Regions from separate parts of the Homo sapiens genome. Here region 2 is linked to region 1. Evidence: chromatin loops called from intact Hi-C (ENCODE). Cell type or tissue: endothelial cell of umbilical vein. All regions are shown on one strand. Links, peaks and the distances in the headings refer to the core of each region. The heading gives the core; the rest is flanking DNA.

What was found. Hi-C counts contacts between places; a loop is a spot of excess contacts. Peaks named below come from ENCODE experiments on the same cell type or tissue, not always from the same donor. Only the 100,000 strongest peaks of a DNase experiment are listed, where the experiment ranks them.
Region 2: a loop joins it to region 1, with 1.9 times the contacts of the local background. A loop is called at or near these places in 1 of 110 quality-filtered maps.

What each region holds. Positions count from the first base shown.
Region 1 is chr5:54,701,546-54,705,945 of GRCh38, forward strand. All of the region lies in intron 1 of LINC02998 (long intergenic non-protein coding RNA 2998), which reads right to left. All of the region lies in intron 1 of LOC105378969 (a long non-coding RNA gene), which reads left to right. Among named protein-coding and RNA genes, the nearest start is that of LINC02998, 41 kb to the right of the region's middle. In endothelial cell of umbilical vein, for the core only: no CTCF peak of the experiment used is centred there; DNase peaks (open chromatin) are centred at 1,236 and 1,816.
Region 2 is chr5:54,556,375-54,560,774 of GRCh38, forward strand. It overlaps a transcript of SNX18 not described here. Among named protein-coding and RNA genes, the nearest start is that of SNX18, 41 kb to the left of the region's middle. In endothelial cell of umbilical vein, for the core only: no CTCF peak of the experiment used is centred there; a DNase peak (open chromatin) is centred at 2,197; H3K27ac peaks cover 1,267 bases.

The DNA of each region.
Region 1 (4,400 bases), core at 84-4,083:
TGGTAATGATGATTCATGTTTGACTTGGGTGACAAATTAATTTTATTCATTCTGTTTCCTCAACCCCTAGCACATTGCCTGGCCCAGAGTAAGTACTCAAGAAAAGCCTACTGAATGAATGAACAAATGAATTAATGAATCATTCGAATTTTAAAAACTAGTTAGAAACACACACATACAGAATGGAGAACATTGTGAGCAGATTATTTCTTAGCCTTTGTTTTTAAAAATACAAAAATAATCTCACTTTCTTTTCTTTTCTTTTAGTTGACCACAAGAAGATAGGCTGTGACTTAATTGTTTTAGCCAAGTGCTGTTAAATCTCACGCTCCTTTTTCTTGACTCAGGAATACAGAATATAAATATAGAGTGCCCTCCTATCTCCCCAGTGTCATTGCCTTGCTCTGTGAACAAACCCAGAGGTCCAACGTTTGTGGAAGGCCGTCTTCTACTCACTTCAGAAGACGAATATGACAATGTGACCCATTCCCTGAGATGGTGAGTGCATAGGACATTGGAAAGCTGTCTTTGACCATAACAAGAGGAAGATGTCAAAATGATGTAAAGAAACAGGTTTGAACTTCAGCTAAAAGTTAAATGACCAGCACTGAATTCACATTGAATCCCTCCTTTGCTAAAGTATTACTTACCTGATTAGACATATTATCCACTAAGAGTCCTTCCAGCTCAAAGATTCAATGCAGTATAGTAGGAAATAATAGATTTTAAAATTTGAAGACCTGAGTGTCAAATTCTAGTTTCACCTTTTACAAGTTGTGTGACTTTGAGTAAGTCACATAATCTGTCTGACCCTTCAATTACTCCTGTGTGGACTGGGATGTACCATTCCTGCACGATTTCTCACAGGATAACCCGAGTCTCATTGAGGACATGCATATGAAAATGCCAACCACTAGTCAGATGTTAGACATTAATTGATAGTTAAGGAAACAGGGGCCCTGAGAAGATAAATATCTTCCCAAGAGACTCTAGAGATCCTCTGGCTGAGCACTTCCTGAAGCATTTCCTTGCCAACAGTGTTAGTTCCACAGAACACTCATTTCACAAGTGGCAATAGCCATGACATAACATAATCATTTTAAACAAGTATGGGAAATTCTGTGCTGAACAAAAATAAGCACATTCGTTAACTGCAGGACTTATCAGAGCCATTAACATGGTCATGTCCTTTGTGACTCTCTAAGCATTTCCTCCTCTTAATAGACAAGCTGTCACAAGATTAGGATTCCATGGAGCACAACATGGGAAATGCTGACCTAGTTTATTGCCTAGGTCTGATTTCACAGTCCTCTAATTCAGTGCTACTGCAAGTACCCAAATACCAGGTTGGTAAATATTTGTTCCTCATCTGTGATGAGAAAAAAAGCTTATGAAATTGTAAATCAACAAGTCATCAAAAAGTCTTGCTACCGAGAAAAAAAAAAAAGAAAAAAAGCCTGTCAGTGGAACGTAGTGAACTTATTCTGGTGCAAGCTCCACCAGTGTGCATACCAGCAGTGGTCCCCAGACTATGCTTTGAGTAACATTTCTCTAATTAATTGGATAAAGATGCAGCTTTAGTGAAAAAGCAGAATCTAAAGAAAAGAAACCTTTTTCATACCTTGTGCTTGGCAGCACATGTGAAGTCTGGAAGTTGTCTGATTCAGAAAGCTCCAGGCTCCCAGCAGTCAAAGGGTTGGCCATCAGGCAGATTGGATTGCTGGTTGGCAGCGTCCACCCGAGCCTTCCTAACTTCAGTTGCTAGTGCACTAACTGGACACAACCCTTAGTCATCACACTGGAGAGATGATCATCCCAACAGGATACAAAGCCAAGCCCTGCAAGGCTCCTTTCCAGACAAAAGCTGATCTAACTGAGCTGTACAAAGGGCAGGCAAATTAACTTCCTGTTAGCTCTGTAAAAATACTGGGGAAACTCTCCCTAAACAATAATCCCCAAGTGAGGGTTTCCATGAGAAAAAAGTGATGCAGTCAAATGAGGGAAACTGAAGAGTTTCAAAAAGGGCTAATTTGCAAAGATGTACTGGGTTAAAAGGAATAGTGATTGTTAAGCATGGAGTGCTATTACCACCCTTAGAGGGAAGGTCATTGGACCTGGAAGCTATGAAAGAGAGCTGCCTGCTTGACGGGCGCTTGGCCTTAGATCGTGGAACATGGACTCTGAGACTCACAGCCCTGCAGGGAGGGCAGGCAATGCCCCAACCTCACTTTTCCCTCTCCATGCAGTCTTTGCCCGTGCATCTCATTGGCTCTCTAACCAGAAGCCAGGGGACAAAGGAGCTTGTCGCTATGGTCCGTAAATGCCTATCGGCACAGCAGGGTGGACAGAGGATCTGGAAAGGTAAATGAAAATCATTCATCACAGCTCACCCCGTGTGCTCCTCTGTGGCTCTCGGCTTTGTGAGCAGCACATGAAGGGTGCTGGCCAGTGTGGAGAAGTGGAGAGCAGATCTGGAAGGACAACTGAAATCCATCTAGCACAGTGTCATTCTCTTCTGAGCTCAGAAAACAAATTGAGTTACAGTCGTGAAGGCTTTTGGTTTCTGTTGGCCTCTCTTGTCAAGACTTTTGCCAATCCAGTCATTTTTCTCCCTTTCAATGCTTTCATGGTGCCAGGGTATCAACATGCCTTTGTGCTGATCACAGTTTTTTCAGAATCCAATTCTCAAGACAAAATTAGGGTGGGTATGTTTACACACTAAAAACTCTGCTAATAAACACTAATATTTCAAGTATCCATCTTACTTATTTAATTTTTCTCTCATTTTTAGAGATAGGGTTGATTTGATGTTATTTTCATGTACTCAGACTCCTGATTAAACACATTTTCATGGTATAAATCTATTACTCTCTACCTAGCTACTTCTTAAAGCCTTTTTGCCTTTAGGGTTCTGATGACGTTATTACTGTTACAGACACATGGATATTAAGTGTTTACATTAAGCATCTGTCTGTAGGAGTGAGGCTGTGGATTCAGGCTGTGCAAGCTGTGAAATGCCTGGATGTGAGTGGAGGAAATGGCTAAGTAATTGCACTTTGTGCATACCCATTACAGCACTTAGAGTGGGCATAATGCTTGGTTGGGTGTCTGACCAGAAGCCCAGGAGAGAAGAAACTCCTTGGAAATAAATACTCTGTATTATCTTTCTCTGTATTACTTCCATTCTCTCCAATGATTACCAAATAGATTTATATTGACTAACTAACACAGTGACAGAAAGCCTACATCCAAATGAATAGTTCTGTTTTAACAGGATCACTTTTGGAGGCAATGTAATGGTTTCAACAATTGCTGGAAGATCTTTGTCTGCATCAACTTCTACTGGGCAGTCTCAGCCTTGGTAGTAGGAAATATTTGTTTTGTGAGCAGACTTTTTTTTTTTTTTTTTTTGAGACAGGGTCTCTCTATGTTCTGCAGGCTGGAGTACAGTGGCTATTCATAGGCACTATCACAGCACACTGCAGCCTCAAACTCCTGGGCTTGAGCAATCCTCCCAACTCAGCTCCTGACTACAGGCACTTGAGACTACAGGCGCATGCCACCCGGCTTATTTTTACATTTATTTTGTTATTTTACTTTATGGCTACCAAGTCTGGCAGTTATGCAACTGACAATAGTTTGAGTTAAAAAAAAAATTGGAATGATAGCACGGTTGGATCGGTGTTGCTGTGTGGCTGGGATACCATTTCAGGCTCAGTTGCACAAGTCAGACTCTATTCTAGCTAGTTCGAGCAAGAAATTATTTATTACAGGGTGTAAAATGGAGGCTTGAGAATAAATTTCAGGTTGTACTTCCAATAGTGACTCCCAAAACTCTACCCCAAGACTAGGCCTCCAAGAAGTTGTCTACCTTTCTTAAGATCGGGAAAATGCTGGCTCCCAAACCATATCATCATTGTCATCACTGCAGCCATTGAGGAGCCTCCCTGGTCAGGAGATGTCCCTACTGCTGCCAAGTGCCAGGAGTATGCCACATTTGGTATAATCAACATCAGTAAAACAGATGCTCCATGACTTGCCTTTCAACATCAAAAAAACTTTTTTGCCTATTTACAGGCAAAAAAGCCAAATACTTCATGTTTAATTACAGGTTCACAATCCCTTGTTTGATACCCTTGGGGGCCACATGTGTTTTGGAATTCAGAGCCGCAAAATTTTCTAGAGGAAAATGAGTACTCACCCAAAGTGGGAGAAGAAAAGGAAGACTATGAATGAATTCACAGCAAGGTCAAGTTTTGATGTCAAATGAATTTGTGCAAATTTATAAAAGTAAATCAGTGCTTAGAGTTTTGGGATTTTTGAAGTGTGGAGAAGGGATTTGGGACTTGCAGTTCACCGGGGGCTCTAAGTGAATTGCCTATTAGGGAGGTGATATAACA
Region 2 (4,400 bases), core at 153-4,152, 150 kb before region 1:
AGCCACCTTCATTCCTTGGCTCATGGCTCCCCTCCATCTTTAAAGTCAGCAAAGTCTCATGGAATCTTTCCCACATTGAATCACTCTGACACAAAACATTCTTGTCCACATTTAAAGCACTCTTGGGATTACATTGGGTCCACCTGGTATAATGTAGGAGACTCTTATATTAAGGTCAGCTGATTAGCAATCTTAATTCCATATGGCAACATTAATTTTCTCTTGCCATGAACATAGCCTATTCACAGATTCTTGGGTTCTGGGCATTAGAATATGGACATCTTTGGGTGGGGCTGGGGAGGGGGTTGGTATGCAGCTTACTGCAGTCCCATCTTTGAACACTTGCATGCTTATCTGTGTAGGATGACTAGAAATGAACTTGCAGGATTGGGGGGTATGCACAAAAAACTTCAACTGCCCTTGTAAAGTCTAGATTTCCACCAGCACAGTGTGGCAGGCCTTATTTTCATCACTGTGACCCATCTTGAATATTTTAATGTTTTAAATCTGGCATGTCCATTTACATTAAGAAGCTGATAGGACACTGAATTGTCCATGATCCAAAAGCCAATTGTGTTTGCCTTTCAAAGGACACAAGCAGCATTTTTCATCTGCTTTATCTTTCAAACTGTGTTTTGCTTAGGTTAATATTTAAATAATTTGGCGTTTCTTTGAGGACCATCAGTTGATCAGCAAAGATACAGCACAGAATCAATGGCAAGGAAAATGCCTTATGATGAACATTTTCTTGCTAGCAATTCATAAAAGAGTATTCTAATACACCGATTAACTTAATAATTAGTTCATTAGTATTTATCATACACCCAATGCATGTCAGGCACCACCTGACCTCCAGAAATTTACAAAGCAGTAAAAGGAATAAGACACAAGTGCAGAATGCATGGCAGGGGATTTGAGAGTTGACTGTATTTGCATAAAATCCATCCATTGCAACTTATGTGATTGTAACTTGTTACAATGAATCACCTTTATTTTGGAAAACTTCATGTTTTTAGCTAAATAGTTGGATAATCATACAATATGGCAACATAGCATGCGGTTGCCAAAACTTTTGTTTGGGTGCAACAATTTCTCAAGCCTGAAAGAGGAATCTAAAAGATCGATGATCTGAAATAAGCCAACCACAAAAAGACAAATGTTGTTTGATTCCACTTATATGAGGTGCCTACAGTAGTCAAATTCATAGAGACAGAAAATATAATGGTGGTTGCCCCAGGCTGGAGGGAAGGGAGAATGGGAGTTGTTAAAATGTTACAGATTTTCAGAGTTTCAGTTTTGTAAGATGACAAAAATTCAATTGTACAACATGAATGTACTTAATATTGCTGACTTGTGCACTTAGAAATGATTGAGATGATAAATTTTATGTTGTGTATAATTTATAAAAAATTTGAAAAAATAGTTATCTTCTAAGCAGTCATGGGAGAAAGTTACTGCAAACATTTATTGAGTGCCAACTGTGTTGGACGCTCCCATGTATTGTCTTTTTTTTAAATGTATTTTTATTTGTTTTTTAAAATAGAGACAGAACCTCACCATGTTGCCCGGGCTGGTCTCAAACTCCCTGGGCTCAGGCAATCCTCCTGCCTTGGCCTCCCAAAGTGCTGGGATTATAGGTGTGAGCCACAGTGCTGTGCCCTGGGTATTGTTTAGTCCTCCCAACAACTCTATGAGGCAGATATAATTGACCTATTTTGCAGGTAAAAAAGACTCTGTAACTTGCCCAGAGTCACACAAACTGGGATTTGAGCCCAACTTGTCTTTCTCCTGTGTCCTGGTACATAAGTAAGATCCATGGGATTTTCACTGTAAACATCACCCTAAATATTTTTTAAAGTAGAAATACCCATATTAGAAATGACTCAAGGGCACAATTACTTAGCTAGAATATAAAATTCCTGGAAACATTTACTGGCTTCTCCAGATAAAGTTTATCTTACTAAATAATTAGGACTTTTATTTTTTCCTCCTTCCCTCCCTCTCTCCATTCCATCATTCTTTTCTCATTCTTTCTTTCAAGATTAGAGTAATATCTAAATCACAGTCACGTAGAGCAGTACAACCCATGTTGAGGTAACTTATTAAATTAGCCCCTGACCATACATTACTATTCAGAGGGCTGGGAAAGATCTGTAAGGGATTGGACAAAGGAAATGCTCCACCTGTTCCTCCTCTGACTTGGGCCCTTGATGATATCATATAAAAAGTCATTTCCTGCTTGGTCCTTATCTCTAATGCTGACTAAATTAATAGTCTTACTTCCTTTACTTGTGTGTATGGAATTTGGGAATAAAAGTAAAATCACTTCCTACTGGGTTTTATACTTAGGCTCCTTAAATTTCATGTACTTGGGCAATTTTTCCTTATTTGGGGACTACAGGTTGTTCGATGTAAAAAAGGAACAAATTATAACACATGCCATGCCGAAATTCAGTGAGAGTCATGGTTTACCTGGTACCCATGTTCTAATGAATGTATTTCCAACCTGTAAACTTGCTGAAGATTTGGAATAAGTAAAACCAAAATCATACTAGTATGGAGGTTTTAAAACTAACTTAAAAGAGTGACTGTATATTCACAATTGCTACCAAAAAAAAAAATACCTAGGAATACAGCTAACTAGGGAGGTGAAAGAGCTCTACAAGGAGAACTGTTAAACACTGAAAAGAAATCAGAGATGATGCAAACAAATGGAAAAACATTCCATGCTCATGGATAGGAGGAATCAACATCATTAAAATGGCCATAGTGCCCAAAGCAATTTGTAGATTCAATGCTATTCCTATTAAACTATCAATGACATTCTTCACAGAACTAGATAAAACTATTTTAAAATTCATATGGAACCAAAAACAAGCCCAAAGAGCCAAGGCAATTCTAACCAAAAAGAAGAAAGCTGGAGGCATCATGCTACCCAACTTCAAATTACACTACAGGGCTACAGTAAGGAAAACAGCATAGTACTGCTACAAAAACAAATATATAGACCAATGGAATAGAATAGAGAACCCAGACATAAGGCTGTACACCTACAACCATCTGATTAGCAACAAAGCTGACAAAAACAAGCAATGGGGAAAAGACTCCCTATTCAATAAATGGTGCTGGGATAACTGGCTAGCCACATGCAGATTGAAACTGGACGCCTTCCTTACATCATATAATCAACTCAAGATGGACTAAAGACTTAAATGTAAAACCCAAAACTCTAAAAACCCTGGAAGACAACCTAGGCAATACCATTCTGGACACAGGAATGAGGAAAGATTTCATGACAGACACCAAAAGCAATTGCAAGAGAAGCAAAAATTGACAAATGGGGTCTAATTAAACTAAAGAGCTTCTGTACAGCAAAAGAATCAACAGAGTGAACAGACAGCCTACAGAAAGGGAGAAAATATTTGCAAACTATATAACTGACAAAGGTCTAATATCCAGCATCTATAAGGAACTTAAACAAATTTACAAGAAAAAAAATAACCCCATGAAAAAGTGGGCAAAGGACATGAACAAGACACTTCAAAAGAAGACATACATGCAGCCAACAAGCATATGAAAAAAAGCTCATCATCACTGATCACTAGAGAAATGCAAATCAAAACCACAATGAGAACTAATTTACACTCTCAGTGGGAATGTAAATTAGTTCAGCCATTGTGAAAGACAGTGTGGCGATTCCTCAAAGACCTAAAAACAGAAATACCATTTGACCCAGCAATCCCATTATGGGGTACATACCCAAAGGAATGTAAGTCATTCTATCATAAAGATACATGCACGCATATGTTCACTGCAGCACTATTCACAATAACAAAGACATGGAATCAACTTCAATGCCCATCAGTGGTGGACTGGATAAAGAAAATGTTGTACATACACACCGTAGAATACTATGCAGCCATAAAAAATGACATCATGTCCTTTGCAGGAACATGGATGGAGCTGGAGGCCATTATCCTTAGCAAACGAATATAGGAACAGAAAACCAAAGACCACATGTTCTCACTTGTAAGTGGGAGCTAAATGATGAGAACATACAGACACATAGAGGAGAACAACACACACTGGGGCCTATTGAAGGGTGGAGGGTGGGAGGAGGGAGAGGATCAGGAAAAATAACTAATGGGTACTAGGCTTAATACCTGAGTGATGAAATAGTCTGTACAACAAACCCCCATGACACAAGTTTACCTATATGTAAATACCTGCACATGTACCCCTGAACTTAAAATGAAAGCTAAATTAAAGATAAAAATAAAAGAAAAGAGTGGCTATCATTATAAACTAAATCACTTTGTGTGGCACTTTGAAAGATGTCCCATGCAGTGTGGGACCCTGAAAAGAGCACTGGACTTATATTCCTATTTTGGCAGCAGAAT